Regions from separate parts of the Mus musculus genome. Here region 2 is linked to region 1. Evidence: chromatin loops called from intact Hi-C (ENCODE). Cell type or tissue: left cerebral cortex. All regions are shown on one strand. Each heading gives the region's core, and the rest is flanking DNA. Links, peaks and the distances in the headings are about the cores only. Region 1 overlaps Tnks2 (tankyrase, TRF1-interacting ankyrin-related ADP-ribose polymerase 2). Region 2 overlaps Btaf1 (B-TFIID TATA-box binding protein associated factor 1).

What was found. A loop is a pair of places that touch in the nucleus more often than their neighbours do. Peaks named below come from ENCODE experiments on the same cell type or tissue, not always from the same donor. Only the 100,000 strongest peaks of a DNase experiment are listed, where the experiment ranks them.
Region 2: a loop joins it to region 1, with 2.2 times the contacts of the local background. A loop is called at or near these places in 15 of 42 quality-filtered maps.

What each region holds. Positions count from the first base shown.
Region 1 is chr19:36,865,867-36,881,986 of GRCm38, forward strand. It overlaps Tnks2 (tankyrase, TRF1-interacting ankyrin-related ADP-ribose polymerase 2), which reads left to right. Exons shown (of 27, transcript NM_001163635.1): 12 at 86-257; 13 at 1,774-1,853; 14 at 5,747-5,892; 15 at 6,557-6,722; 16 at 7,931-8,150; 17 at 9,398-9,507; 18 at 10,319-10,507; 19 at 13,369-13,621; 20 at 14,644-14,726; 21 at 15,811-15,931. Among named protein-coding and RNA genes, the nearest start is that of Tnks2, 40 kb to the left of the region's middle. In left cerebral cortex, for the core only: no CTCF peak of the experiment used is centred there; no DNase peak of the experiment used is centred there.
Region 2 is chr19:36,986,945-37,003,064 of GRCm38, forward strand. Btaf1 (B-TFIID TATA-box binding protein associated factor 1) reads left to right here. Exons shown (of 38, transcript NM_001080706.1): 21 at 1,037-1,227; 22 at 1,932-2,085; 23 at 2,444-2,553; 24 at 3,779-3,980; 25 at 5,492-5,640; 26 at 7,326-7,478; 27 at 7,647-7,768; 28 at 7,855-8,022; 29 at 9,586-9,663; 30 at 10,562-10,691; 31 at 13,148-13,289; 32 at 13,373-13,503; 33 at 15,470-15,595. Among named protein-coding and RNA genes, the nearest start is that of Btaf1, 69 kb to the left of the region's middle. In left cerebral cortex, for the core only: no CTCF peak of the experiment used is centred there; no DNase peak of the experiment used is centred there.

The DNA.
Region 1 (16,120 bases), core at 5,234-13,233:
GTAGTGAGTGCTAAGTAGCCAACTGGATGGTTTCAGGTGATGCACCACCATGCTAATTTCAGTGTTTTCTTTCTGCCTTGTTAAGGTTAATGCTTTGGATAGTCTTGGACAGACGTCATTACACAGAGCTGCACACTGTGGTCACCTGCAGACCTGCCGCCTGCTCCTGAGCTATGGGTGTGATCCAAACATCATATCCCTTCAGGGTTTCACCGCCTTGCAAATGGGAAATGAAAATGTGCAGCAGCTGCTCCAAGGTAGTAAGAGCTTCCGTGACGTTCTGGGGCAAAGATTAACCTTTGAGATTCTTCACATGGCAGGTGTGCTGTGTAAGAGTTGGTAATAAACAGAAATGTTAGCTATCTTAACTTATTCTTAGCTCATTATATTGATACTTAAATGTCATTAAATGATAATTATGACTTCTGTTCAGTAGCATACTCTGCCCAGTTTCTCTGTGTAAATACACACACGTTTTAAAGTTTATAGGGCTGATTTGCCAGGCATGGTGGTACACAACTTTAACTCTAGTACTTGGGTCACAGAGGCAGGTACAACTCTTGAGTTCCAGCACAAACAGGGTTATGTAGACCCTGTCTTGTCTCTCTTTCTTCCTTTTCCATCCCTTTCCTTCTTTCTCCACCCCCCCCCCCGCCCCCCCTTCAAGTTTAAGAAGCTGAGCATTGAGAAACTACTGTTAATCCCAGCATTGGAGAGACTGAGGTTGAAGGGTCGTAAGCTTAGTGCTCCCTCGGATATTTAGTACACACCCACCATACCAGAGTCGGGTGGGGGTGTCTTAGAAGCTCTTAGGCAAGTGAAATGTGATCATTGCTGTTTTTTAGAGCAAGGCATTAAAAGATGGGGTTTTTCTACTACAGCAATCCTGGTGACTTCCCTAAACACTGGGCCTGCTTGATTTTAGATCTTGGGTATGTATGGTTCTTCTGACACCATGTTACAGTGTAAGTCTTTGGATTTTTGTCCTTGGCTTTACTTATTTATTTATTTATTTATTTATTATTATTATTATTTTTTTTTGAGACAGGGTTTCTCTGTATAGCCCTGGCTGTCCTGGAACTCACTTTGTAGACCAGGCTGGCCTCGAACTCAGAAATCCACCTGCCTCTGCCTGTCAAGTGCTGAGATTAAAGCCATGCGCCACCACGCCCAGCTTTTTATTTTATTTTTTTTTACAGGAGTTTTGCCACTGGTTCTTCCTTTGATATACTACTCTAAATGTTTATCTTAAGATGTAAATATTTATCTCTGTATTCTTTCAGTTCTTTCAAGGTTTAATTTTTATAATTCAGTCTTTACCTGGGGCTTCCTTTGTTGTATATACTCTTTCAGAATTTTTAACTGAGTAATTAGACAGAATTTTAAACTGATAATGACTAAGCTACTTGCTAGCCCAACTTCACTCTTTAAATTTGAAAAAAAAAACTGAGGGTCAGGAAATTAAAAGTAATTTGTGCCAGTTCAGAAAACAAGTTAATGGCAAAACCATGTTTAGATTTCTACCAGTGCTTGCACATGGCTTGTTTAACACTTTGGTTGTGTTTCTTTATACGTCTTAAATGACATTTTATAGTTAGCACGTGTATATCTTTTGCTCAGTCTATATTCTCAAAAGTTTTGGTAGTCGTAGTTAGTGGTTTTTCACTGCGGCAATACTACATAAGCTAGCAAACTCAAAACCTGGTTTTGTAAATGATGACCCTTGAAGCTTGGTCTCCTTCCAGGTGGAATTAACCACTCTTCTCTCTTCAGAGGGCGCCTCACTAGGTCACTCAGAGGCGGACAGACAGCTGCTGGAAGCTGCAAAGGCTGGTGACGTTGAAACTGTAAAAGTAAGATACAAACAATCAATTTTCTCTTACTCTTTAGTTTTTTGTTTGTTTTTTTGTTTTGGCGTTGTTTAATAAATCTGTGCTGTTAACAGGAAAGAGCTTTATTAAAAGATAAAAATACCAATTCCTTTGCAGTAGGAAATAAGAAATAGCAGTGGGGGGAACATTAGCTAGCTATATGTTAGAGGACAATCACATTCACCAGTTTAATGTTCTTCATGTAGTGTCAGATGCAGCTGTCTGCACCCACATGGTGATTCTAGGGTGCAACACCCTCTTCTGACCTCCGAGGGCACCGGGCACACGTGTGGAGCAGACAGACAGACAACATTCACACACGCAGAATAACCTTTTTTAAATAAAAGTATTTTAAGGAGAAATATGTACTGGGCATAATAGTGTACACCTATTTTCCAGATACTAGGGAGGCTGAGATAGAAGGTTTAACAGTTAGAAAGAGAGCCTGAGCTACCTAGGAACACCCTGTCTAAAAGCAATACCAGGAGAAAGAAGAAAGCGTGTCATGTTGCTCTCTAGTACTATTTAAGTATGACACACAAATAAAAGGAACCAAGTGCCCTTCCTTGTGTGCACAGGCTCATTCTGGTTCACTCATTTCATTATCCCGTCTGCCTGTGGAGCCGTTGCTTGTACTGTGAGCAGTGTTGGTGTTGCTCGAACATGCAGTCTTACCCAGCTGGGCTGGAAAGTTCTTTTCTCCCACAGAGTACCCAGTTTCTTGTCTGTCCCGTCCCAGCAGTAGTCCCCTCAGAGTCACCCTCCCTCAGACATTGTTTTGACTTGTGCCACACACACACATTGATGTCTTACTGCCTATACTGTGTGTTCATGGTCTGTACAGAAGTGTCTGCCTAGGGAAATAACCCAAAAGCCTGATGTATGAAAGAACAGGACTAAAATAAAAGTAAGAAATTGACTCATCTATTTCATGAACTAAATAATTCTTTAATGCTGCATTAAATGTTGTTTCAGTTTTTAAAATTAGCCGGGGAGAAAGCCTTTTTTTTTCCTTCTCCTTAAAGACTTTTCTTTTTTCTTTTTCTTTTTTTAATTTTCTTTTATTTATTTATTTATTTATTTATTATAAGTGCACTGTAGCTGTCTTCAGATGCACCAGAAGAGGGCGCCAGATTCCATTATGGGTGGTTGTGAGCCACCATGTGATTGCTGGGATTTGAACTCAGGGCCTTCTGAAGAGCAGTCAGTGCTCTTAGCCGCTGAGCCATCTCACCTGCCCCTGTAAAATCTCACCTGCCCCCATAAAGACTTTTCAAAACTAGACTACAATAAATTTGAGAGAGCACTTGTATGTACTAAGTTTTATATTGCCTAATGTGTGGTAGAATGGCTGTTCAAAATAATTTTATCAAATTTCTACTCAGTAGATTTTCTATACATTTCTATTTTTAAAGAAATACAAGCTAGATAAGCCTTTAGTCCCAGCACTGTGGAACATGAATGAGTTAAGGCCATCCTGGTCCACATAAGAGGTCTGTCAGCTTTACACAGTGAGAGCCTGTCTCAGCAACGACAAAAAAGACTTAAAAATGTTGGTCTCACTGCAGAGCTCTGAGAGGTTGTTGAGTGATGCTTTAAATGGGTCCAGTGCTGGGAGGGTCATGCTGTGCGTCCTCTTCAGAGGCTCCAGCTCCCAGTCCCCGGCGTCCAGGCTTACACCTCTACCAACTGAGCCATCTTGCCAGCCCTGGGTTTATTTTTTAAGAGTACATATGATCTCTCTACTGTGCCCAGTGCAAATAATACAGATACCACATGCAACAAGGCTTTTGATTTGTTCATGAGTCAAGTGATTTGTGTCTTATTAAGGGAAAGACATTGATTTTAAACTAGATGATTTTATGTGTGTGAGAGTAAGGAGAATGGTGAATTTTAAATGTTCATTTACTTACAGACCCTAACATATTTAACAAGATAAGACTAAACATTAACAGAAGTGGTGGCCTGGCCTATGATCCCAGCACTGGGATGCTGAGTGGGAGATCTTAGTTTGCGATCAGTTTTGTTTCCCTTTTGTTGTTTTTTTATGGTGGTTTTGGTTTTACTTTAGGGCTTTTTGTTCTTTTTGGTTTTTTTTGTTTGTTTGTTTGTTTTTTTTAAAGTATAAAACCTCTGAGAAGGAGCCTAGAAGAAGACATAAATTGAAAATACAAATTGGACTCAGATAAAAAAATGATGCCATTGTATTAAGGAAGACACCCATTCCATTCTATTGATTCATCAGGTTACCTTATTTTGTGGATACCTATAATACCTCACAGACACAACCTAAGAAAGGAGGGTTTATTTCAGCTCACAGTGTAGTGTTCAGCATGACAGCAGGGGCTTAATAGCTTTTCACATCGCATCTGCAGTCCGGAAGCAAAAACCAAAGAATGTCGATTTTTAGCTCATTTTCTCTTTTTATTCGGGCTAGGACACTAGCCCATAGAATGGTATCATCCACAGTTATAAGTGGCTCTAATTACCTTGATGAACATCATCTAGATGGTACCTCAGAGGCATGCCAAAGGTTTGTCTCCTATGTGATTTTAACTCATGCATCCTGACTGTAGTAACTGGACAAATTAAAGCAAAGGATATTAAAATGATCTTTGGTAACTAACTACATGTGCCAACAGCTGGTTCACAGTGGAAATACTCATTTCTAGATTGGGTCTCAGACCCACTGAAACATTGCTTTGGGACTGGAACCTCATTCATCAAGTCTAGCAGATGTGTTCCATAAGCTCAGAAGGGCTTTGCAGTTCAGTAGCTCCCTTTGGGATAAACCTATTAGTGGGGCTTACTCAACTTACCTGGTTTTGTTTTTTTTATGTTGATATTCTTTTGACTGTAAGCATTGTAGTCTGTTAACTATATTATTCTCCCAAATTCTTTGCATAATCTTTAAGAATATTTGGGGTATTAATTTTGATTGAGCTAAACTTACTCATCTGAACCAAAGAACACAGCAGAATAGTTTTAGTGACTATTTCCTTAGTTCTTCGAGATCACATATAACCAGAAATATTTTCTTTTTTCATTATATATAGTAAAGCATGAGTCATTGACTTAAGTGTGGTCCCTTACAAATTAACAACCCCAGACACTGACTTAACAAAATTTTGAGATAAGACCAGTATACATCAAAATTGAGCCCCACTGATCTACAGTGTTATATCTCAGACTTTTAATATGCTTATAGATAGATCTTACTAAAATGTAATTTGCTATGGGGTTTTATTTGTTGGGAAGTATTAAGAGTCCAGGCTGACTTTGAACTCATAACCCTCCTGCCTTCATCTTCCAATGCTGGAATAATAGGTATATACTATTACATATGGCTTAGAATGCAGATTCTGACTTATAGATAGGGGTATTGGACTTTGAATTTTTCCCCTCTCTGCTGCTGAGATCTAGCTGGCTGCTACTACTATGTTTACCACCAAATGGAAGTTACACTTAGTACTTGAAGGAAGGGTATCAGTGTGTAAATAGTAAAGTTTACTACCTTTCAAAAAAGTAGAAAATATAGATGAGACCAGAAGAAATCTCAGTAAATGAAACACTAGTATAAGAATAGTTTCTGAGCCGGGCGTGGTGGCGCACGCCTTTAATCCCAGCACTCAGGAGGCAGAGGCAGGCGGATTTCTGAGTTCGAGGCCAGCCTGGTCTACAGAGTGAGTTCCAGGACAGCCAGGGCTACACAGAGAAACCCTGCCTCGAAAAAACCAAAAAAAAAAAAAAAAAAAAAAAAAAGAATAGTTTCTGAAATACTTATTTAATAAGAAAATAAGGCAGACATTTGAAATTTCTGTTAAATTGTGTTAAAACATGAGAAATGAATGTGTGTGCTGTGTTCAATCCTACAGAAACTCTGTACTGTTCAGAGTGTCAACTGCAGAGACATTGAAGGACGCCAGTCAACCCCACTCCACTTTGCAGCTGGGTACAACAGAGTGTCTGTGGTAGAATATCTGCTGCAACATGGAGCTGATGTTCATGCTAAAGACAAAGGGTGAGAAAGAGATCCTGCCTTGCTTCCATCACACCTTTATAGGACCATTTCGGGGAAATACAAGAAGACTTCTATGATAAATTATAAGCTACTTCTGTTTTTTAACATATAATTTACTTCCTAAAATTGGTTCAGTGATAGCTTATAAATTCCGTTAATAGTTGACGCTCAGCGTGGTGGTGCATACCTAAACCCCAAGCACTCGGGCACTGAGGAGTTTGAGACATTCAGCTCAGTATGAGGGAGACCCTTTCTTTTAAAAAACAAAAAACATGCAGATGGCTCGGATTTACGTTAAAATTAACTTGTATAATGTCTTGTTATTTTATAATTGCCAAGGAAAATTCATTTTTGTGATTTTCATACTGATTAATAAAGTTTTCAGTGTTCATTGAGGATATGCTAAATTTTTTGTTTATTTTGAAATTACTTTTGTTTAAAATGCACAGTGCTAGATGTTGTCTATATGTGAATGTTTATCAGTCTCTGTATTTAAGACATATTGAAATCCCCCCTCCCCCCGAAAATAAACAGTCTTCTGCTTTCCATACATAGACTTAGGTTGTACAGAGTATGACCAGAATACTCTATTGGGCAGTTTAAGAAATTAAATGTATTTGGTTAGTATAATTACTGAGATTAAACCACTTCTTTAACTTTTCAGAGGTCTTGTACCTTTACACAATGCATGTTCTTATGGACACTATGAAGTTGCAGAACTTCTTGTCAAGCATGGAGCAGTAGTCAATGTCGCTGACTTGTGGAAGTTCACACCTTTACATGAAGCTGCAGCAAAAGGAAAATATGAAATATGCAAACTTCTACTCCAGGTATGTTTAAGTACTTACTATGGACAGTGCAGTTGCCTAAAGTGCTCAGATAATCTTTCAGATAACAGAAATATGAGTCTTAAACCAAGGAAAGTAGAAAAAACCGTTTTCTAATACTAAAACTAGATTTCAAAGAAAAATGTCATGAACATTTTTATATTTTAATGTACATGTATCAGCATAGGATTTATTATATAGCCACCTATCATGTGATAGTTGCTGTCCAACTTCCCTGTTTAGTAATCTAACCTCAGATTACTTGATTCATTATGTGGTTTATAAGCCAAATTTGTTTAACCTTCTATAAAAGTGATGGTACTGGTCTAATAGATACAGATACTTTGCTGTAGAATATTACAACACAGATTCATAATAAAATATTTGTAGAAAGGAAAAATGCAGCTACATGTGGTGGTGCATACCCTAAAACACAGCATCTGGGAGGCAGAGGTAAGTGGGTCTCTGTGAGTTCAAGTCCAGCCTGGTCCACAGAGTGAGGTAGTTTATAAGAGTCTAGCCAAGGCAGCACAGTTAAGACCCTGGATTTTTGTTTGTTTTAAGATTTATTTCATATATGTGAGTACACTGTCAGCTGTCTCCAGACACACAAGAAGAGGACATCGGATCCCCATTACAATGGTTGTCGCCACCATGTGGTTGCTGGGAACCAAACTCAAGACCTCTGGAAGAGCAGTCAGTGCTTTTAATCACTGAGCCAACCCCCAAGACGCTGTATTTTAAAAAAGGAAAATTGCAAACATGCATTGTATGGTAATTCAATTAACAATGAACATACTTGTCAGCGGCCTCATAAAATTATAATGCGGGGGCTTCAGATGTAACTGAGTTGATAGAGTGCCTGTCTAGCATGCACAAGGCCCTGGGATGTATTCCTAGCACCACATAAACCTCTGTGTAGGAGGTAAAGCCAGTCAATGGGTGAAGATCAACTTCAACTGTAGAGCAAATTTTAGACCAATCTGGGATATATGGGACTGTCTAAAATAATAATGATTAAATTTAAAATTATATAGCTGAAAACTTTGACTGTAGCTTTAGTTCTCGATACATACTTACTAATGTGTTGCAGGTGCCTATGGTATTTAAGCATTAATAACAATAGCAATCTTTGCTCTCCTTATTTTCTCAGTGACAGAACACTAAGCACTTCCTTCCATTCCCTCCTTCCCCTTTTTTCTCATGCCTAGCATGGTGCAGACCCTACAAAGAAAAACAGAGATGGTAATACTCCTCTGGATCTTGTTAAAGATGGAGATACAGATATTCAAGATCTACTTAGAGGTGATGCAGCTTTGCTGGATGCTGCCAAGAAGGGTTGTTTAGCCAGAGTGAAGAAATTGTCTTCTCCTGATAATGTAAATTGCCGTGATACCCAAGGTCGGCATTCTACACCTTTACATTTGGCAGGTAAACAAGGGAAACAAGATTTAAGATGATAACCTCTAAGATTATTTTTATATTATTTAATTTTTTGGTGGGTGGTGGTATGGGGTCTGGAGTCAGAAAACAGCTTGCTAGAGTCTGTTCTTTGCATCATGTGGGCTCCAGGAATCAAATTCAAGTTGTCTGGCTTAGCAGCAGGTACATTTACCTGCTGAGCCATTTTAGCAGGCCTATAATTTATTTTTATTGTTGTTTAAAATATTTCCTCTAAGTAAATTGAAAGATGCAAGTTAAATTATCTGTCAGAGTTATCATTCTGTACTAGTATGTGTGTTCATGCATTAAGCCATTACCTGGACTCACTTCCTGTAGTACTGATTATTTCAGAAAGAACAGTTGGTGGGAGTGGTGGGTGTCACATGCCTTTGATCCCAGCATCTTTCAAATTTACTAGAACTGCACAGAGGTGTGTCTCAAAAACTAACAAAAGTGAAGAGCAGTAGGGAAGACACTATTTACATTTCACTTCCATGAGTCACACATATATACACACAAATACTATACCTTGGGATAATTTTAATGCTTTAAATCCTTCAAAGGGTTGACATGTGCACTAAAATTAGCATGATAAAGCTTTCATTATCATTTTCATATTAGAGAAATTAAAAACTTACTTTCTGTCTATGATTATGTATCTAGAGATAGTTTGCCATAAGAGAGCTTGCAGAGGTGACTAGATTGTGTCATACTTCAGAGCAGTAAGCTTATTGTTTGGTTTTAGCAATGCTAAGATTACTCTCCTGACCTGGGGGGGGGGGGGAGGGAGAGAAAGAGAGAGATTGCTTGATTTCCTAAGCTCTGTCCTCAGGCTTAGTGACGCTTGTCTCTACAGCTCCTGAGGAAGCGTGCTTCCTGCTTGCACATAGATGATTGGCTGCCTGTGGTTTTTGACACTTGGATCATACACTTGAGTTTAGTGTGTTATATGTAACAGCCTTGAAGTCAAGGCCTTTAGTAGGGAAATTTTAAATGGAAATATAGACATCTTTCTGTAATTTGGTAGGTCTCCAAAACCAGTAGCTAATAACAAAAGAAGCTTCTAACATTTTAGTCCAGTGGAAGATTTTTTTTTTCCAGAAGGTAAAATACTATTAACTTCAGATTTACATAAAATTTACTAACGTCTATTTATAAATATTTAGGCATGTGGGTGATTTGTGATTTGTCTACATTTATAGTGAAAGTGATGTTACTTTTTCCCCCTGCATTAGCTGGTTATAATAACTTGGAAGTTGCTGAGTATTTATTGCAACATGGAGCTGATGTGAATGCCCAGGACAAAGGAGGACTCATTCCTTTACATAACGCAGCATCGTATGGAGTAAGTTCTAAGTGGATGTCACCCAGGGCACATGGAACTGGGTGTGGCTTCTTGTTTCACAAAGAATTAAATAAGACCTATACAACATAGACGTTTTAGTTCTTAATCTGTATAAGCATTTTTTGTAACATGGCAATATATTTTTGTCCTTGGCACCTGTCTCTTACTTGATGAAATATTGGGGGGGGGGGGTGTATGTATGTGTGTGTGTGTGTGTGTGGTGTGTGTGTGTGTGTGTTTGTCAGAAAATCCATAGGTTTCCAGGAATCTTTAGAGAATCAAATAATTATGTTACTGATTTCCAGCACCTCTGAGGATTCTGATCAGCACTGGCCATTGTCAGTGTTCTAGTTTGGGTAAGGAAAGCTGCTAGTTTGTAGATTGATGTTCACCAGTTATACTACAAGAATTAGTTAGAAATCATGGAGTTGTAGACTGGAATACTGAGCTGTAATTTTGAAGCAAGTATCCATAAATTTCAGTGCTGCTGAGAAGAAATGGTTTTCTTTTTATTTCCAGAATACATGTGAAAATAAGAGGGTAGGTACAGAGCCAGGCTTCCTTTGATTGAGACAGGGCCTCTCTGCATAGCCCTGGCTGTCCTGGGACTCACTGTGTATCCCAGGCTGGCCTCCAACTCAGAGATCTGCCAGTCTCTGCCTCAGGAGTGCACACCCAGCTCAGAACCAGTTTCTTAAGAAGTAAAGTTCCATAAAATATTCCCACCTGTAACAGGACTATTTTCTCTTACAGCATGTAGACGTGTTCCATAAAATATTCCCGCCTGTAACAGGACTATTTTCTCTTACAGCATGTAGATGTAGCAGCTTTGCTGATAAAGTACAATGCGTGTGTCAATGCCACGGACAAATGGGCTTTCACACCGTTACATGAAGCAGCCCAAAAGGGACGGACACAGCTTTGTGCTTTATTGTTGGCCCATGGAGCTGATCCTACTCTTAAAAATCAAGAAGGACAAACACCTTTAGATTTAGTTTCAGTAAGTGATGGGCTCTTTGAAAATCAGAAATTTCACATGACATGTATAAAATGTCTGCATAGTGAATATGGTTTTAGCCCAAATTTAAATTTAGGAATCGTTTGGTATTCTGATATGTAGATAATAGAGTTATTAATCAGTTATTGTATACTAAGTAAGTACTTTGGATATGGGGAAACGAGCAGTAGTTGGGAAACAACAAGCCCAGGTCCTCTGTAAATGCTGTTACAGTGCATGATATTCTAGACTGAAGGTCTTACCAACTTCCCCAGTTAAGTGCATTGCCTTCAATGTAGCAAAGCCTAGTACTAGCAGAGAGTCTATCCTTCCTTGCTACTTCTTCCCATTGTTGCTGCTTACCCTCTTAAGAGCTGTCTGAGGGCCTGCTAGATGGCTCAGCTGGTAAAAGTGCTTGCTGCACTGTTGCTTAACAGGCCTGAGTTTAATTCCTAGACCCACCTGATAGGAGAGAGACCTGCCTCCTACAAGTTCGTTGTCTTCTGACCTCTACATGTGCATCTTGGCACACGTGCACCTATACACACACATGCACACAAAATAAATAAAATTAATGCTTAAAATTTTTTTAAGGTTTGTAAAATAAACTGTAGGTTTTTCTTTCTTTTTCCATGGCTGCTTATAAAAGAGCCTCCTTTGTAGGTCCCAAATCTGTGTCAATCACTGGAACAGGAGTGCTTTCTCGCCCCTGCCACTGAGGTCATTAACCAGAGCAGTAAAGTGGAAGGAAGCAAAGTTTTGTCCTCCCTGGATCTATGAGACAAGATCTTATGAAGTCCTGGCTGGCCTGCAACTTGTTCATAAAGCTGACCTGGAGTCTCACCCATTTTTTTTCCCTAAGATTTATTTGTGTGTGTGTGTGTGTGTGTGTGTGTGTGTGTGTGTGTGTGTGTGTGTGTGTGTGTGTGTGTGTGTGTGTGTGTGTGTGTTTATGTGCACCACTTGCATGCTGGTGCCAGCAGAGGCCAGATAGTATCAGATCCTCTGTAGCTGGAGTTAACATTTACAGGAGGTTATAAATCAGCTGATGTGCTTCCTGGAAACCAAGTCTGAGTCCTCTGGAAGAAAAGTATTTATTCTTAACTACTGAGCCATCTCCAGCCCTTTGCATGCCTCTCTTGCCTATCTCCTGAGTATGCTGAGATTACAGTCATGTGCTGCCACACCCTGCCAGAAACATTTTGAGTTGGAAAAGATAGTGTGTTCTGTGGAGAGAGATTATTCAAACCAATTGGAATTATGAAACTGATTTAGTTTGTCTGCATTCAGATTTAAAGTGATGTTTCCAGGCAGACTAACCATACCATATTTGCATGAGGGTTTCTTGGAAATACCTCTTTGGTTCCAAGCTGGTTTAGAAGTAAGCATACAGAATTTATTCCTCTGAAACATTGATTCATCCAATAATAGAATGAGTGGCAAGGAAGATAAAAAGCTGTAGACAGCATGCACAGGGCCTAAAGAGGTAGACCACTTAGTAAAGCACTTGTTGCACAGCATGAGAACCTGAGGTTGAATTAATTCCTAGAACCCTTGTAAATTCTCGATGTATAGGATGAACATATGTCGGAGAAAGGAGGCAAAGAGAGGCATCCTCTGGAAACCCAGAGGCCAACTAGCCTAGTATCACAGTGATGACGAGACCATCTCAGGAGAACTCAAAAGTGAGGATCGACACCTAAGCCTCCTTTAACCTCCATGTGCACATATTTGCACACTCATATACACATACAAATCGTGCATATGCCCACAGAATAAAATTTTAAAGGTGGTTTTGAGAGAGCAAAAGCATGCATGAGCTTTAGAGTGGAATAGGTGTAACCTGCTCCAACCTCTAAAGTTTAGTAGCAATATTTATAAGGGATAAAATATACCTGGTTAATTAGAGAAGTAAGTATTGTAATAATATCTAAAGCCTTTAAATAGCTTCACATATCAAAATGTACCCAATAAATGGTCTTTTAAAAAATGGCGATTTGTAGGTCAGCAAATACTACTCACAAATTATAAGGAGTTAAAAGATGCACAGATTAAGGAGGAAGAGAAAGATCAGGGGTGGGCACTAAATGAATAACCCAGAAATGTCCCTGTTACTGATTACTTAGCTTTTTTAACATTTTTTTTTATTGGAAAAAGAAGGCTGGAATGTGTTCTATATGCCTATAGAAGTCAAAGGGAAACTGTGGGGGGTCTGTTTTCTTTACACCTTGTGGGTGCCAGGGCTTAAACTCAGGCCATCGGGCAGTGGTAGCTGCCTTTCCACTAAGGCATCTATCCAGCCCATTACTTAGTTTTTATTTGAGCATTGTAAATAATTGCATGTCATTAGAGAGTTTTTCATCCTGTCAGTTTGATTAAAATTATCTTTTACCAAAAAACAGGGTTTTCTCCATTTTGAGTAATGAATCACTGTTTTCTAAAAAAATACAAATGGGTCTGTTTGCTAAGGTTCTGTGTAGATTGAGTTGCTAATGTCAGAGTTAATTATAGTAGGGTTGAAAAGCTCTTACTATTTAGATTAGTAGTTCTGTAATTAATTTCAGTGCCTTTCAGTCATGATGTCAGAATTGGCATTTTGTTCCTCGTATTTGGCAACATCTGGCAGTTTCTTTGTTTAATGACGTGATCTGGAAAGGGTGTTCTGAAATGTGTTCTCTATTTAGTGATAATTTGCTAGCTGGATATCAGCCTGTTTGTTTCACTTTTAAGGTTTCCTAGTATTTCTCAGGGTCGAATGGTAGTAGACCTGGTGTGAATTTGCTAGGTTTTATCCTCTTTTTATTGCATAGAAGAATTGTAAACCATGTACGTGACAGATTGCATCTCCTTGTACTGTATCCTAGGCAGATGATGTCAGTGCACTCTTGACAGCAGCCATGCCCCCCTCTGCTCTGCCTACGTGCTACAAACCTCAAGTGCTCAGTGGCGTGAGGGGCCCCGGAGCCACTGCAGATGCTCTGTCTTCAGGTCCGTCCAGCCCATCCAGCCTCTCTGCAGCCAGCAGCCTCGACAACTTATCTGGCAGCTTCTCGGAACTGTCCGCAGTGGTTAGTTCAAGTGCAGCAGAAGGTGCTACTGGTTTGCAAAGAAAAGAGGGTGAGGGTTTCTATAAATAACTATCTCACGTTGTAGCACCATGTTTGTCATTTAGAGTGGTAGGAAATTGTCCTTTAAATCTTAAATACAACTCTTTATATGAAATAAGTTAAAATAGCCTGGGAATCTTTACCTTCTATTTTCTTAATAATGTAAGTGGGATTCCTACAGAAACGCCTTTCAAATCAAAAACTAATGAATGTGATGCTAGCTGACATTTATTTATTTATTTGTTTATTTGTTTATTTGCTGTTAGGTGTACGCACATGCATGTGTCCAAACTTGTGTTGTGGTGCTAGCTGACTGACATTTATTTATTTATTTATTTATTTATTTGTTTGTTTGTTTGTTTATTTGTTTATTTGCTATCCTGTGTACGCACATGCATGTGTCCAAGCTTGTGCTGTGTCGTGTATAGGGAGATGAGAGGACAACTCTGTGTCACGGGTTCTTCATTTGATTTTTGTTTGTTTTTTTAAGACAGTTTCTCTGTGTCTCACTGACTGTCCTGGAATTCACTCTGTCCTTCCCAGAGATTGAACTCAGGTTGCCAGCCTTGCCCAGCAAGTGCCTTACCCACTGAGCTGTCTTCCATCCTGACCCATTCTTCAGATGCCAGCCTTTATCTGTCACATTCTTTGTACTCTATGCAACATCATAAAACTTTTTTTCATAAGTTTGAAAGACTTGATCTTGACTTACTTTTAAAGATGAGGCTAAAACTAAATTTTTAAATGAAAACAAAACAAGAAATACTTAAACTTCAGAAAGCCCATGGCCGGTTAACTGTTTAAGCTGAGCATGATAGCACACCACGTGTACAGTGGGTTTCTTAATTTGAGGCTAGCATGGCAGGCATTGAGTTCCAGGCTAGCCGGGGCTGCGCAGTTTGTAGGATTCTTGCAAGTTTTTAGTATTACATAAATGGCTGTTAGTATCTTTGCTGTGCTGTAACATTGCAGATCTTTTATATTCACAGTGGTGTTGTACAATATTCTGATGTGATATTTTATTCCTCCCAGATTCAGGAATCGATTTTAGTATAACTCAGTTCATAAGGAACCTTGGACTTGAGCACTTGATGGATATATTTGAGAGAGAACAGGTGAGTGGGTGAATTCTTTTGTTTGGTTTAGTGTTTAATAGAAAGAGCTAGAAAATGCTTAAAATTAATTAAACCTTCTAAGCTATTGGGAAATTGTTTGTAGGGTGTCTGTTATGTTTAGTGGTGGGCACTGAACCCTGGGCCTCCTGGATGCTATGTGTACTGTGTAGTAGTGTTCTGTCTACTACAGCTCTGAAAGTTAAGAGACTGGAAATCAGTCAATTCCTCATATGGCTTGACCTTGGAGTTTCACTTACTCATTATCTAAAAATTGACCAGTATGTAGAAATAGAGCATCCTCCTTAAAAACATGGTTCCTGACTCATCCCTTTACTACCTACTATGGACAGGAATGAGAATGTGTCAGCCATGTAGTTGAGCTTTTCTGGATAGCCCCAGAGTGTTTTGCCTGCGTGAATGTATACCGCATGCATGCCTGGGGACTGAGGAGGTCAGAAGAGGATGTCAGATCCCTAATGGTTGAAAGCCAGCATGTGGGTACTGGAAACCAAACCCCAGTCCACTTTGACAGAGCAGCACTCTTGCAGGCTCACCAGCTCCTACAGTATTTACAGTATTGCCATTGTTGATGTTGTATAAATGAAACAGGAATAATTATTTCAATTTCATGAAGCTGAAATGATTGGGGTAAGAGTTTGAACAGTGATGCAGAGGTCCTGGAGGGGCTGTGCAAGACGATGGGTAAAGGGTGGGTGTGGAGCGATGGGAAGTACAGTGGGAAGATGAGTCTGAAAGAACATTTGTGATTCAACTTAGTTGTTACAACTTTTTGAGTTCAATAAATGACTTGTTTTCTATAAAGGCTAAAATAATATGAAACGGGGCTAGTGAGGTAGCACGGGGTTTGATTTGGTGACAACTGCCTTCTGTGATGCCATTGAAGGGGGCGGGTGGATGCCCTTTTTGACTGAAGTATAATGCATGCACAGACAGACAAACTTTCATGTAATAAAATATATCTTAAAAAAATAATGTGAAGTAAACATGAATACTTTGAGACTATCAGTGTATGAGTATCTACCAAGTGAGCAAGCATTCTGAATATTTGATTTTCTTTTGTAAGATTACCTTAGATGTCCTAGTTGAAATGGGCCACAAGGAACTGAAAGAGATTGGAATCAATGCCTATGGACATCGACACAAGCTGATTAAAGGAGTTGAAAGGCTGATCTCTGGACAACAAGGTACTTCATGTTAATAACTGGTTGACAGTTTATTTATACAAAGTCTGTGAGGAGTGCTTTTTTTTTTTTTTGGTTTTTTCAAGACAGGGTTTCTCTGTGTAGCCCTGGCTGTACTGGAACTCACTATGTGGACCAGGCTGGCCTCCAACTCAGAAATCCGCCTGCTTCTGCCTCCCAAGTGCTGGGACT
Region 2 (16,120 bases), core at 4,331-12,330, 120 kb after region 1:
ATTATAGATGTAATTTAAGCACAAATCTGGATCCTTTTAGAGCTATCTCTCCATTTCTTATTCTGTATGAAACAAAGCTTGATTATAACGAAATTGTATCAGTTTGTGTATTTGCTAGTCAGCCCTCGTATATGCAAATGAGCCATCTATATCAGAAATGAAAGACTTGGCTGAAGTCTGTGCAGCCTTCTTTAACCTTGAAAGTCATTGCATGGCTTATTAGCTAGGCTAGAAAAACTAGCTGTATCAAACATTAATAATTTGTTTTATTAATTTATTGCCATGTTATGATGTGAGTAGTCTATTTGATAAATAACACCAAATAAACAAATTTCCTATTTTTATTTTATTTTTAAGGTTTATTTATTTTATGTATGTGAGTATACTGCCACTCTCTTCATACACACAAGAAGAGGGCATCAGATCGCATTACAGATGGCTGTGAGCCACCATGTGTTTGCTGGGATTTGAACTCAGGACCTCTGGTTAAGAGCAGTCAGTGCTTTTAACCTCTAAGCCATCTCGCCAGTCCCAAATTTCCTATTTTTATGTATGGAAAACAACTTTTATTTAGATATAAATAACATTGGTGTAGTCACATAACTAAGTCCTATAATGATTTCTAAATTATGATTTTAGAAAGCCCAAATTATTTGAAATGTAATAGACTCACAACTTTTAAAAACAAATGAGAAGGAAGAAAGTTCCTTGTATAATATTAACTAAACTGTAGTAATGCAGTGGTGAGCGTTTTTCTGAATTCATCATGATTACAAATATTTAATATTTTTTTCATGTTTATTCCTGGTTGCTATCATTGCAAGTGCTATTTTTCATTGTTTTTTACTCCATAACTTTCATTGTGTTTAATATAAGTCTTAATCCAAATAGACAATTTGGTTATCATGTCATTGCCTAACACAGCATCATCCTGTATAAAAATTGAGGTCTCAATGAGTTTATAATAATATCTCTTTAGGGCAGGAAGCTTTTTGCTCACCTATATTTTGATTAAATGGTTTTTTTTCCTTTCTAGGATCCAACTCAGAAAAGGATGGAATGCACCATACTGTCACCAAGCACAGGGGGATCATTACACTCTACAGGCATCAGAAAGCAGCATTTGCTATCACCAGCAGGCGAGGTCCCATCCCCAAAGCAATCAAAGCTCAGATAGCAGATCTACCTGCAGGAAGTAGTGGGACTATCCTGGTTGAACTTGATGAGGTAAATAGTCCCCGTCCCTTCCCCCATGAATGCTTTTATTCTTAAGTATTTGGTTTCTAGATTCAGAACTAAGTTGTTGTTAGTTACTACTTGGACTGAGGTAGTAGGCTCACAAGTTTGAGGCCAGACTGGGAGGTAGGTAGGAAGGAGGATCAGATTAATGTACAAGAGTGCAGAGAGTATTTCAGGACAGGGATGCAGGCAAAGGCTTTGCCTCTGCCCTAAGACATAGCCATAGCTCTTACAGTAGCATATTAACAATGGGATGGCTCGCTATTCCTGTTCTTTTGATTGTAAGACGTGGGCACTTACCTGGGCTCCATAGTAAACTCTTGGTGCTAAAAAAGATGTGGTTTTGTAAAATATGGGTCATGGGTAAGTTTTTCATGGTTGCATCTTTGGGGCTGCTGTTTTTTGGGGGCAGAGAACATTTTAAAAATGTCACTGGTGACTGTCTTTAGAAATAGCATATGTCCTATTATTTTATTTCTGTGTTAGACTAAAAAAAAATCTAGTTAGGAGTTTTAGGCCTGTGTGGAATTTATTATTGAAAAATGTTTGCAGTGTTCATAAATATATCCAGTAATTGTTTTATTGATTATCAGAAGCACTGTCAATTTTTAGATGTTGACTTTAAAATACTTTTGATTAAAACTATAATGTATTACGCTTTTTTTAAATATTCTTTCAAAATTGGATTTTAGGGTCAGAAGCCTTACCTGGTACAGCGGAGAGGAGCTGAATTTGCCTTAACAACTATAGTGAAGCATTTTGGTGCTGAAATGGCAGTGAAGTTGCCACATCTTTGGGATGCTATGGTTGGCCCATTGAAGTCTATGATTGACCTAAATAATTTTGGTATGCATTCAATTTAAATCAGTTCAGTGATTTTAGTGTGTATCTCATACCCTTTTCAAAGAAAGCTGCTTATCTCTTTTTATTCTAGGTTAGCATGTAAGCTTTAAAATGGCTGATAATTTTCATGTTATTTTCCCCCCTATTCTCTGTATATTTAAAAATAGATTTTGAAATGCATTATTATTTTAAATCTCTTCAGTTGCTTTTAAGTGCAGTATTTGAGTACTTAAAGTCATACCATTTTCAATACAAAAAACTTTGTTGACATTTATATATTAGCTGAGGGGGTAATAATTTACTTTTGTGGACTCTAGCTCTAAAAATTAATTACAAAGTGATAGGACTTTTATTTGAATAGATGGAAAGTCCCTCCTGGAAAGAGGTGATGTTCCTGCTCAAGAATTGGTGAATTCCCTGCAAGTGTTTGAAATAGCAGCAGCTTCCATGGACTCTGCACTTCATCCCTTGGTAATTAATATGTGTTGTGCTTTTTCAGATAAAGTAAATTGTCTTGTTGAATAATTTTAATACTTGAAATATACAATTTATATTGCTACTAATGGCATTTTTTAAAATGTGGTATAACTAGATTCTTCCTTATGAGACTTATGAATTGGGTGCAGGAGTGAAAACCCAAGTAGAAATTTAAGGAGCATTGTGGAAAGAGTTCTGAAGCAAAGGAGAAAGAAAAGTGTAGGCTGTTTAGATCAAAATTAGGGAGAGCTCCACACAAGGAGGAGCTCAGGCAGCAGGACATGTCTTCAGGATAAGCAGAGGTGGAGGAAATCGCCTGCTAAGGTGGAACTGGTCAGTGGCCAGGGGGACACTAGTGTAAGGCTTTAGTTTTGGGTCGGCTTTTACTATTACACGTCTAACAAGAGTTTTCATACAGGGAAGAGGAAAAGTAGAAGATTATTTGGTTTTAATAAAAAAAAAAAATCTATGTATCTACATTAGAGATGCTCTTTGCCATTTATTGTATTGCAGTTTTATCTTTTCTCTGTAGTTACATAACATAAAAATAAGAGTCATAAAGTTCAATCCAGGAGATAGTGGTTAGGAATAAAACTATGTACGTTTACTTTTTAAGAATTTCTGATAAGCTGTAGCCTGTGTCTGTTTCCCAGTTTCTTAGAAGACGAGATAGAAAGACAGCTTGTGTATGGTAGTTTGAGGCCAGCCTGGACAACAGCAAATCCTCTTCTCAAAGAAAGCTTTCCCATCTTCTCTATTATTATTATTATTATTATTGTTTAGTTATGTTTTTTTTTTCTGAGACAGGGTTTCTCTGTATAGCTCTGGCTGTCCTGGAACTCACTCTGTAGACCAGGCTGGCCTCAAACTCAGAAATCCCCCTGCCTCTGCCTCCCGAGTGCTGGGATTAAAGGCGTGCGCCACCACTGCTTGGACTTTTTTATTAGTAGTAAAGAAAGAACTCCTTTTTATCCCCCTGTACTCAGCTGAAGTGTGAGACTGGCCTTCACTGTTGAATAAATATTTGGCTATTATTGGTAGCCTTGATGTACTATGCAATGGACATTTATTAGTGAACGCTGTTGTAGTCATAATATTGTGGTAAGCCAGAACTTGGAAATACCTACCAAAAACCAAAGTACCGAGAATAAAATCAGGAACGCTGAACTTTTTAAGTATTCCCTAGTAAGTAACGTAATTTTTTTTCAATTATTTTTAGCTGGTACAGCACTTGCCTCATCTTTATATGTGCCTTCAGTACCCCAGCACTGCAGTGAGGCACATGGCGGCTCGTTGCATAGGTGTCATGAGTAAAATAGCTACCATGGAAACAATGAATATTTTTTTGGAGAAGGTACTTCCTTGGTTGGGAGCAATTGATGACAATGTCAAGCAAGAAGGTGCAATTGAAGCACTTGCCTGTATCCTTTATTTTGCCAAATCTGAACCGTTTTATTTATTTTATTTAAGAATAATTCAGTTTGCTCACTTTAAAATGCACATAATCTGCTTACTCCAAATGACATCTTTTTATATTTTATTTTGAAGTATTTTACATTTCAATATGATTTAATCATGGTTATATTTTATTTTATATTTTATATCAAAATTTCATACAAGAAGTTTAAAGAATTGCTTAAAATAGGTAACTTTTTAACATGCAAAAGTACTTTTATATAATTTTAAACTAGTAACTGATCTGTTTATCTTATTTAATGTTTCCTTAGTATTAGTTAAATACTTGGTGGGCTATATTTACCTTAAATGTATGTTTTCAAGCTTTGTTCATTTTTTTCCAGGAGAAAATTAATGGAATATGTAAGATAATTAAGCTCTGGTTTCTCTTCAGGTCATGTAAATGTCTGCCTTTTACTGAAACACAGCAAATCTAGAAATGTGCTACAGCTCATTTAAAGGACAAGGTGGCTGTTGTTTCATTTGGAATGTGTGAATCCCAAGGGTCACAGCCAGAAAGGTGGATAAGGTCAGATCAGTAGAAAAGTCTGGTTCTTCTGGTTCAGAATTCTCAGTGGCAGAGATTAGATTTAGTATATCCACATGATGATTTTTATGCTCCTGGTTGGAAATTGAGAATTAATCTTCGTGTGATACACAAAGAATTGAGTTGTCCCATGGAACCTGACTCCCTCTTCTGACTTTTTCTGGCACAAGGCATGAAAATAAAATAATAAGATTTTTAAAAATTAAAACACACACACACACAGTTTGTCTGTGTACCATGTGCATGCATAGTACCCATGGAAACTAGAAGAGGACATCAGATCCCCTGGGACTGGAGTTCCAGGTGGTTGTGAGCTCTTAGGTGGGTTCTGTGTATCAAATCCAGGTCCCTTGGAATGGTCCTACTTTGCCATCTCTTCATCCCCAGCTTTGTTTTGCTTTTGGTTTTTCAAGGCAGGGTTTCACTGTGTAGTCCTGGAACTCACTGTATAGACTAGGCTGGTCTTGAACTCAGAGATGTGCCTGTCTCTAAAACAGTTCCAACATGTTAGGATTGTTAACAGAAATCATTACATTGAGCCTTGCAGGATGTTGTCCATCTGTAATCCTAGCACTGGAGGTAGGATCAGAAGGACCAAGAGATAAAGGCCATTCTAGACTTCTATGATAACCTGTCTCAGAAAATAATAGAAAATAGGGCTGGAGAGATGGCTCAGCAGTTAAGAGCACTGAGTCTGCTCTTCCAAAGGTTCTGAATTCAAATCCCAGCAACCACACGGTGGCCTACAACCATCTGGGATCTGATGCCATCTGGGATCTGATGCCCTCTTCTGTCATGTCTGAAGACAGCTACAGTGTGTGAAAATGTCAAGAAAAAGACTTTTAATGTTGAAGTTGCAATCTTTGTATACTAGGACATGAAGATGTGTACCAGGGAACTATTTTAAAATTTCCTTGATGACTTACTCAGGTGTTATGGAACAATTGGATGTCGGTATTGTTCCATATATTGTCCTTTTAGTTGTTCCTGTATTGGGAAGGATGAGTGATCAGACAGACAGTGTGAGATTCATGGCTACTCAGTGCTTTGCAACACTGATTAGACTGATGCCACTTGAGGTAAGTGGGAGAGATCGGTATTTATGAGTTTAGTGTTTTGTATAACCTCAGAGTAGTAACTTTTTATTTTTAAAGATTTATTTTGTGTGTATGACAGGGCTGTTTGTGCCTGTGATGGAGGTCAGAGGATTGAACTTGGGTCCAGTACCATCATGAGACCTCAGGCTGATGTTTTGTGGTGTGTCCCAGCCACAAGCACAACCCTGCTTTGTTAGTGTAGTTTTTAGGTGTCCATGGGTAAAATTTGCTTTAACATAATAATAATTTTATGATGATCCAAAGTTAATAATTGTAAATATTTTGGATTTAATTTTTTTATGGTACTGGGGATTGAACATAAGCCTTGTACATGGTAGGTAGTGTTCTACCAATTCCCTCCACCCCTTAGCTCAGAAATAGCTCTCAAGAGTAAGGTTGGCTGAGGAGATGACTAAGTGGCGAAGAGCACGTGCTGCACAAGGGTGAGGACCTGAGTTTGCGTTCCCACCACTCACATAACAAACAAGATGTGGCCGGTCACTGCCTGTCACTAAGGGACAGGGACCTGAGGATCACTGGGCTTGCTGGCTGTCATTCTGGCTCTGGTTCAGGTTCGGTAGAGACTGAAGGAATGATGATGGTAGAGAATGGCAGAGCAGGACACCTGCTATCTTCCTTTGGCCTTTGTGCAGACATAAATACACACAGTCTGTCAAATCAGTATTGAAACCTGAGGCTGGATATGGTCAGGCATGTCTACGAGCATCACAGTATGGCAAAGAATTTAATGGAATACTGATGTGTTTAAATTATTTAAGGGAAAAAAAAGATGTTAGTTTAGCAAACAGTTAACAGGTACCCTCCTCCAATATGTTGTATTTTGAAAAGGTCAGAAGTTTTGTGTGTGTGTGTGTGTGTGTGTGTGTGTGTGTATTTCACATTTGTCTCGTGCTCAAGGATGAGATTTAATAGCTCTTCCCATTTTTACCAGCCTGGTAAGTTATAGATGTCACTAGGACTTTTGGTGCTCTTGCTTAGACTCTTTCTCGGGTTCAAGCAGTTTTGCACTAAATTGTACAGGTGTTAACAAAGTGAATACAGTGCACAATTCCTTCTTTGTTATAAAACAGAAAATTTGGTTGGGGGTATTAATTAGAATTTTCATATACCATATTTTGAGATTCAATATCTGAAGACTTCAGAACACTGTGAAGCTGATATTAATAACATAGAATGTAAAGTAGACTTCATATCTTTGTTTAACATTTGTTGCAAATTAAAGCCCTGTGTTTTCTTTGTCTAATTCTTCAAGCTCTTTTAATATCTTTTAAAATCTTTAGATTTATTTACCATCAAGTCTTCATACTATTTTTAATTATGTTTTTCTGCGTGTATGTTTGCCTTTGTAAAACTGCAATTATTTTGATAACCTTTCAGGATGGAAAATTTTAGTAACTGGCATGGACTGTCTAGTGAAATCCAGGCCTTTCAGACAACCTTCTCTTCCCTTACCCCACCCCCACACATAGAACAAGCATTAGTTAATACTTCTTGAGAGAGGTGAACCCCTTCAACCCCGGAATGCTGTAGTTTTATGCAATGCTGGCATTGAACTTGGGGCTTTTTGCATGTTCGTCAACCACTTAGCAAATGAGCTATGTATTACTCTCAAGTCTAATTCTAATACATCTTAAAACCTATTTTAGGCAGGCATTCCAGACCCTCCAAACATGTCAGAAGAATTAATCCAGTTGAAAGCAAAAGAGCGACACTTTTTAGAGCAATTGTTAGATGGGAAGAAGTTAGAAAATTACAAGATCCCAGTGCCAATCAATGCTGAACTCAGGAAATATCAGCAGGTGAGTTTGTAAATGTGAAATCACTTTTCTTGTTTGACTCAGTCAAGTCTTAGGTTTAGTGTCCTATTTTAATTTATCTAGGTTCATACAAATACATTTTACAAGAAAAAAATTCCTTATGCTCTGCTTACATTTACATAGATTTCCTTTCTCTACCCAACTTTCTAGGATGGTGTGAACTGGTTAGCCTTTCTCAATAAGTATAAGCTTCATGGAATTCTGTGTGATGACATGGGCTTAGGAAAAACATTACAGTCCATCTGCATTCTAGCAGGAGATCACTGTCAGAGGTAATGAAAAACAAAATTTCAAAATGAAGGTTCTGAATCCTGATCAATGTAAACAAATTGCTTACTTGTTTTTTTCTTTTGTAAAGGGCCCAGGAATATGCAAGATCGAAATTGGCAGAATGTATGCCACTTCCTTCCTTGGTGGTTTGTCCACCAACATTAACAGGTCATTGGGTAGATGAAGTAGGTAAATTTTGTTCCAGAGAATATCTCAATCCGTTGCATTATACTGGCCCTCCCACTGAAAGGATAAGGTAAGAGCCGTGCAACAAAATGGTTCATAGTTTAAGTCTCTTGGAAACATAGAATGTATTAAAAGTGAACTGTAGTTAGCTCTAGAATTAGACCCAGAGACCTAGCTTAAGAAAATGGTAAGAAGGTAACAGTGAAGCTCACCAGAATGAAGGACTTGAACCACTCTCCCACCCGTGGTCTGCGAAACGAGCAGCAGCCCTGTCTACCCTGGGTGATCTCTTGAGGACCTTGGGGCCACAGCACTTCTTTTTTTCTTTGATTCCATTCTTTACATATTTTCTCAGTTTCCTTTTCTTCTCCTTTGTCTTCTTTATGTGTACTTTTGGTTCATACTGGCTGGTGTAGATATACCACAGTTATGGCCACAGTGTGTACTCAGGATCACCCCGCAGGCACTGGTTCTCAACCTGTGGGTCATGATCTCTTTGTAGTTGAATATCAGATATGTACATTATAATTTATAACAGTAGCAAAATTACAATTGTGAAGTAGCAATGAAATAACTTTATGGTTGAAGTCACCACAACCTTAGGAACTGTATTACAGGGTCACAGCATCAGGAAGGTTGAAAATTACTACGCTGAGATCCATTGTTTGGAGATCGGCATAGGGCCTTAGTGAAGCTCACTTGAGTTTGTTAAGTGGACAGAGTGAGGATTTGATTGTAAGCACTTGAAATGTTTGCACTCGAAATTCCTGTAGTGTCAATTAGTATTCACGCATCTGCACATGATAGGAATTCTGCTTGTTAGCTACCTAACAGGGAATCAGCTCACTCCCTTGAGAATTTTAAGGGTGGGTTATTGCTTTAGAAGCAACAGGACTCTTTCTTGTTTTTCTTTCCCAAAGTTGAGTTGATCTTTACTTTATTCTAGAGTTGGTGGTAAATGACCTTGGGTAGTCGCCAACCATACTCTCCTAGCTCCAGGACCATACTAAGTAGTTCTTTACTCTTTCATCAGAGATCTCAGTCTGGACATGATAGACTGGCTGTCAGAGGATATAATCTTGTGAATAGGTCAACCTGGTTCTGCTGTTTCATCTTTATCTTTTTATTTGTTATGGGGATCTAGGATCGATAAGACCCATTTAGCCTGAATGGTAAAGGAATGAATGTGCCCCAAAAGAAGAGATGCTGACAAAGCTCTTACTAAATTTTGAGTTAGGTGCTCATCTTTTTTTTCTGAGTCACATATCAGATCTACATCATAAAGTATGTGGTAGCATTCTTGTTTACAGAGTAAACACAGTGCTCAGTAGCCCAATTGGAACACTTTACAGATTTACACTATAATAGCAGCTGCACTTACACCATTGAAATTGTATTAAGAAGAGTGTGGTGGCTCACACCTTAGCCTTTAATCCCAGCTTGGGAAGCAGACGCAGGCTGATCTCTGAATTCAAGGCCAGCCTGGTCTACAAAGTGAGTTCCAGGACAGCCAGGGCTACACAGAGAAACCTTGTCTGAAAAAAATCAAACTAAATCCAAAAAAAAAAAAAGCAAAATAAAATCGCATTAAGAAATTAATAATTCCTGTTTTCCTTCCTTATTTTCTTTAAAGGTTGCAACATCAAGTAAAAAGGCACAATCTGATAGTAGCCTCATATGATGTTGTGAGGAATGACATAGACTTTTTTAGGTAAGACTTCAAATGTACTTTAGAAAAATTTAGTATTGATAGGTGGTATATAGGGAGGATATGATAGGATAATGTGGGTACTGAGTATGAACAGTATACTTGACATACATGTATGAAAATGTCAGCCAAACTGTCACTTTTTACAGTGGATGTATGCTATTTTGATTTTTTTTAAAGATTTATTTATTATATATGTAAGTACACTGAAGCTGTCTTCAGACACTCCAGAAGAGGAGGTCAGATCTCATTACGGATGGTTGTGAGCCACCATGTGGTTGCTGGGAATTGAACTCAGAACTTTTGGGAGAGCAGTCAGTGCTCTTAACTTCTGAGCCATCTCTCCAGCCCCGCTATTTTGATTTTTAAAACTTAGTTGGGAGAAAGCACAAAAGAGATTTTTAGGTTGGTGGAACATGATGTTTTGCTCTGGATTGTGGCTGTGTTTATAATATACCTTATAGAATTCATCCATTCATTCATATCAGAATTGTACCTTTGGGGCTGGTGAGATGGCTCAGTGGGTAAGAGCACCCGACTGTTCTTCCAAAGGTCCGAAGTTCAAATCCCAGCAACCACATGGTGGCTCACAACCACCCATAATGAGATCTGATGCCCTCTTCTGTTGTGTCTGAAGACAGCTACAATGTACTTACATATAATTAATAAATAAAGAAATGAATGAAGGAATGAATCTTTAAAAAAATACATTAAAAAAACGTATTATAGCTTTGTCTTCATGTATTCTCTATTTCCATGAAATACTTCTAGCAGGAAAAAAGAAAAAGAAAAATTGATATTGAAGTTGAGAATACTTAATTTTTCGGCTTCTATGATTGTTCCTATAATGTCTGATATGTAGGAAAAGATGGATAACAGTTATTTATTTATTTTTCCTTAGAAATATTAAATTTAACTACTGTATTCTTGATGAAGGCCATGTCATAAAAAATGGAAAAACCAAGTTGTCCAAAGCAGTAAAGCAGCTGACTGCTAATTACAGGATTATTCTTTCTGGAACACCAATCCAGGTAATTATTTACAGTTCTTCCTATTTTAAAACAAATAATAAACTTGCCAGGTGGCATAGCATTTAGTAGTAAATTACGGAGTCTTTTAGTTTATAAAGATGACAAAAGTAGTTAAATTGTTTTGTAAAGGCTCCTTTGGTATGTGGCAGGAGCATGCAGGTTTGGTTTTGTCTGTTTTTGTTTTGAGACAGGGTCTTACTGTGTAGCACTAGCTGGTCTGAAATCCTAGCTGGTTTTAAATTCATTGCAATCCTCCTGCCTCTGCTTCCTGAGTGCTGGGATTATAGATACACATGATCACACCTGGGCTTTCATAAGTAATTTTTTTTTTCTTCTTCTTGGTTTTCAAGACGGGGTCTCTTTATGTAGCCCTGGTTGTCCTAGAACTAGCTCTGTAGATAATGCTGGCCTCAAACTCACAGAGATCTACCTGCCTATGCCTCCCAAGTGTTGGGATTAAAAGTGTGCATCACCACTGCCCGGCCATAATTAATCAGATTATTAGATTATTTAGATTTATATATTTTTAATTTTATGAGTATGAGTGTTTTGCCTGTGTACTGTGTATAAGGAGGTCACAGAGACCAGAAGAGAGTGTCACATTCCATAGTACTGGAGTTATAAATTGTTGTCACTATGTTGGCAACTGAATCTGGGTCCTCTGTAAGAACAGCAACTCGGGCTGGTGAGATGGCTCAGTGGGTAAGAGCACCCGACTGCTCTTCCGAAGGTCCTGAGTTCAAATCCCAGCAACAACATTGTGGCTCACAACCATCCATAACAAGATCTGACTCCCTCTTCTGGAGTCTGAAGACAGCTACAGTGTACTTACATATAATGAATAAATCTTAAAAAAAAAAAAAAAGAGCAACTCTTTCTTAACTCCTTTCAAGGTGTCCCATCTCCTTTGCCATTATATAGTCGAGACTAGCCCAGAACTCACTATAGATCAAGCTCACAGGTCTGCTTGCCTCTTTTTGGTTTTTTGAGACAGGGTTTCTCTGTGTAGCCCTGGCTGTCCTGGAACTCACTTTGTAGACCAGGCTGGCCTCAAACTCAGAAATCCGCCTGCCTCTGCCTCCTGAGTGCTGGGATTAAAGGCGTGCACCACCACACCCGGCTTCTGCTTGCCTCTTAAATAGGTCAAGTTTTATTAAAGGTCATACTTACATTCTAATTTTTAGGTTATTAAATTAACACTTGTTTGATGTTTAAAACAGATTTGATCCTACCCTGACCATTCTACTCCTGTAGTTAACTAGAAATCTGATTTAGCAGTGAAAATAGAACCATCTTAGAAATGAATATCACACAGTAGAGGTTTGAAATTTTCAGCAAATGTTCATAACTTGCCTGGATAGGCAGCCGCCTTTGGTAGGAAGATTACCTTATTCTCCAATTAGTGGAACCATATTTTCTAGCTCTAAAAATGAATTTTTATTTTCAAGGCAGGATTTTTCTGTGTAGTAGTATAACTAACTGCTCTCAAATTCATTTCACCTACCTCGGCTTCCCACGTGCTGAGATACAGGAGAGTGAGTGCCACATGTATGTGGTGGCACAACCCTCTGACCCCAGCACTCCTGAGACGGGGCAGGCAGGACTTTGTAAGTTTGAGGCCAGCCTGATCTACACAGGTAGTTCCACAGCAGCCAGGGCTGTAAACAACTCTGTCTCAATAAAAATAAACTGTAAGAAAAGAAAAGGGAGTTCTGAGGCTTTCAGTCATAGTTTAGTAAGCATTGCATATTTTAATAATCATTAAAGATAAGTTGTCTTTTACAGATTTTTCTTTCTTTCTAGAAGTTCTGTGGGCTCTGTGTGTGTGTAAGAATGTGTGCTATTTTGTTAGGGATCAAACCCAGGGCTGCAACAATTTCAAGCAAGTGTTAAATTCTGAGTTAAACAAACCCCTAGCCCAAAGTTGGTTTTGGTATGTGTCTATTTAAAAGTGCACTAAAAGGGGATTGGAGAGATGATTTTTTATTATTATTATTATTATTATTATTATTATTATTATTATTATTATTATTATTCGAGACAGAGTTTCTCTATGTATCCCTGGATGTCCTGGAGTTCACAGTGTTAACCAGGTAGACCTTGAATTTACAAAGATCCACCTGCGTCTGCCTCCCAAGTGCTGGGATTAAAGGTGCTTGCCCTACTTAACTACTTGTACTTGATTGAGACATCAGAAGATTTGAGGATTTGTCCAATTAAAAAGCCATCTCTTTTCTCTTCTTCCACTTTAGTTTTGAAGTGGTCAGGGGCTTTCTGCTCTGCAGAGCTTTAGTGGAATTAGAAGGGTATTCATGTTAGAGAGCAGCTGAGTGTGCTGAGCCAGAACCTGCGCTGCTGAGGTTTCTGAAGAAGAAAAAAGTTAGGATCCAGACCTGCTAGGAAATGATACTTGCCAGAATGAAGGAAAGATAACTGATGATTCTTTTTCTGTTCAGAACAATGTTTTGGAGTTGTGGTCATTATTTGATTTCCTTATGCCTGGATTTTTGGGTACTGAACGCCAGTTTGCTGCTCGATATGGCAAACCTATATTAGCGAGTAGGGATGCACGAAGCTCCAGTCGAGAACAAGAAGCAGGTAAGGAAGAAGTACACTGAGTCCTCATGGTCAGGAGGATGGGGCGTCACAGGCACTCAAAGCTGTGTTCTCCCTGCTGACAGGTGTCCTGGCAATGGACGCTCTGCACCGCCAAGTCCTGCCGTTCCTTCTCAGAAGAATGAAAGAAGATGTTTTGCAGGATCTTCCACCTAAAATTATTCAAGACTATTACTGTACTCTCAGCCCTCTCCAGGTGAGGAGTGTGCTCATTGTAGTTGTTGATAGAATACTATTAGCAGGACAGGCTTTTATCAGATGCCCATCGAGAATCCAGTTCTCTAGTTTAAGTATAAACATGAGCTACATCTCACTCTAGTGGAGGAGTCTAGAGCCTTTCCCTCCTAAGGGACAGCGTACTTTCTCTAAAGAGAGTGATCTGTGTTCTGTAGATTAAATAGAGAGCAATGCTCTTCTCCCCTCCAAGTGTAAGGGCGTAACCCTTTGGAATCTGGCCCTAAACTACCAAGTAACGCCCCCCCCCCCCCACACACACACACACTCATTAAGATATTTCACTTAAAGAAAGCACTATGACTTCTCTTGGGCTGTTTTTGAGTGAAATAAGACTTACTTGACCACAGGTCATAGAGGAGGCGATAGCTGATCCATATTGGAATTGAGACTACCTGACTGATGAGCAGGCGCCATTGGCACCATGAACGTGCTTACAGCAGGGTGATTTGCATCCCTGGCAGAGTGTTTTGGGATAATGTAGGACTTGATATAAATCGTTTATCTTTAGAATTTTTATTTTGTATTTTCAAACCACTGGTAACTGAAACTACAAGAAGCAAAAAGGGGCACTGTTAACAAAAGCCCTTATGAAGGCCAAGATCTGCATGTGGGTAGTGTTGTGTCATCCTATGACAGGGTGATGGATGTTACATACTCCCTGTTTTTGAAAATACAGCAAAAGTGAGAAAAAGTAAGCAACTTGCCTAATAACACTATTTGAGTTAAGTATAAAATCTTGATCTTTGGGATGTTATTGTACTTGAAATATTATTTGTTTTCTATCAGTGTTCCAAATACATTTTAACCCATTTCTGACTTTATACGCAGAAGAGACTGTTAGAAGAGAGTTTTATTGTGGGCTTTCCTTGTACTCTCTTCATAGAAACCATTTCTGTTAGGCATTTCATTTCGCGTGGTTAGTTTATATTCTGTCTCAGTATTGTTTGGTTTGGCAAGGTCAAATGCATCAAAGACTCATAGAATTATTCCCAATCTAACCTTATCCTCTTCTGGTATATGTTAGTGTAGTACCTGTTAGCCAGAACTGAGCTATTCACCTTAGATTTATGGGCAGGGAGCTCTGGTTCTGCGCTTTAACATCTGGTTTACAGAGTGAGTTCCAGGACAGCCAGAGCTACACAGAGAGAGCCTGTCTCAGAAGAAAAAAAGAAAAGAAAAGAACTTCTTGAAAGGAATGTCTTATGAGAAATGGGATACTTTTTGCCCTTTGGGGAGGGAATGGTGATAATATTCTAGTGCTACAGGACTATAGTATAGGCAGAAACCACATTGAAATATTCTGGAGGAAGAGAACTCCAGAGGGAAATGACATTTTGCCTTTGGTTAACTTTTATGGATTTGTATTCTGTGAGTTTTGTTCTTCCATCCTTGATAGATTTTTTTTTCCTTTTGTATTATGTTACAAGGTAATGCTTTAAATTAGCAGTAACATTCTTTTAAAATCTAGTCTCAGAAGGGACTGATAGGTTTTTGGGTTTTTTTTTTTAATAGACTTGTATTAAAAAAGACTTTCCTCATTTACTTTTAATGGATCTGACTCCCTTTTGTTGATAATTTATTTTCCTAAATGGAGGAAAAATTTAGTGTTTGTGTGTGTAATACTTTGCAGCTGAAAAATTAATTTTTCATTTTTTTCTGTAAATGTAATTTTAAAGGAACTTACATACAGATGGAGTGAATTCTCTCTAATATCAATAATGAGGTAGTAGTGTCTTAGTTTTCTTTATTTACAAAGGCTAGTTTAATTTACTGTTCATGCTGCATGTGTGTGCGCGCGCGCACACACACACACACACACACACACACACACACACACACACACACACACACACACACACACACACACACACACACACACCTTTTCCTAGATGTATATTAACTGTTTCCCTGGGATAATTTCACAGGTTCAGCTTTATGAAGATTTTGCTAAGTCGCGTGCCAAGTGTGATGTTGATGAGACCGTGTCTTCAGCTGCACTTTCAGAAGAAACTGAAAAACCAAAACTTAAAGCGACAGGTCATGTATTCCAGGTAGAGGTTATAGACTACTTTTAAGAATTAAAGAATGTTCTTTAATGGGGGCTGTTTTTATAGAGAAGACTAAAGTGCATATTCCTCTTTTTTTTCAACACTGAAAATAACATGAAAAATATCAAAGTACCCATTTACTCTTTCCTGGTTTGTCTGTGAGAGGCAGCCTTGTAAAGCTCAGGCTACACGGACACCGTGCAAATGGTACACGAGCCTCTGTCCTCGAATCCCCTGTGTTTGCCTCTAGAGTGCTGGCATTACAAGCATGTGCCACCACACCCAGCTCATGTTAATATTCGCAATGGGAAAATGTTTTTAATATCTACCTTATAGAATGTAACACACATTTGTGTTAAATGAAAAGAGGGCTTTAGAATGCAGGATCTTACTTTTCAGAAAGTAATGAAGTGCAGTGCAGTGCAGTGTTGGGTGCAATCTGTATGTGCTCATCTGTAGCGGACAGTAGCTTTTTTTTTTTTCCCCTTTTTCTTTTTTGTTTGTCAAGACGGAGTTTCACTTTGTAGA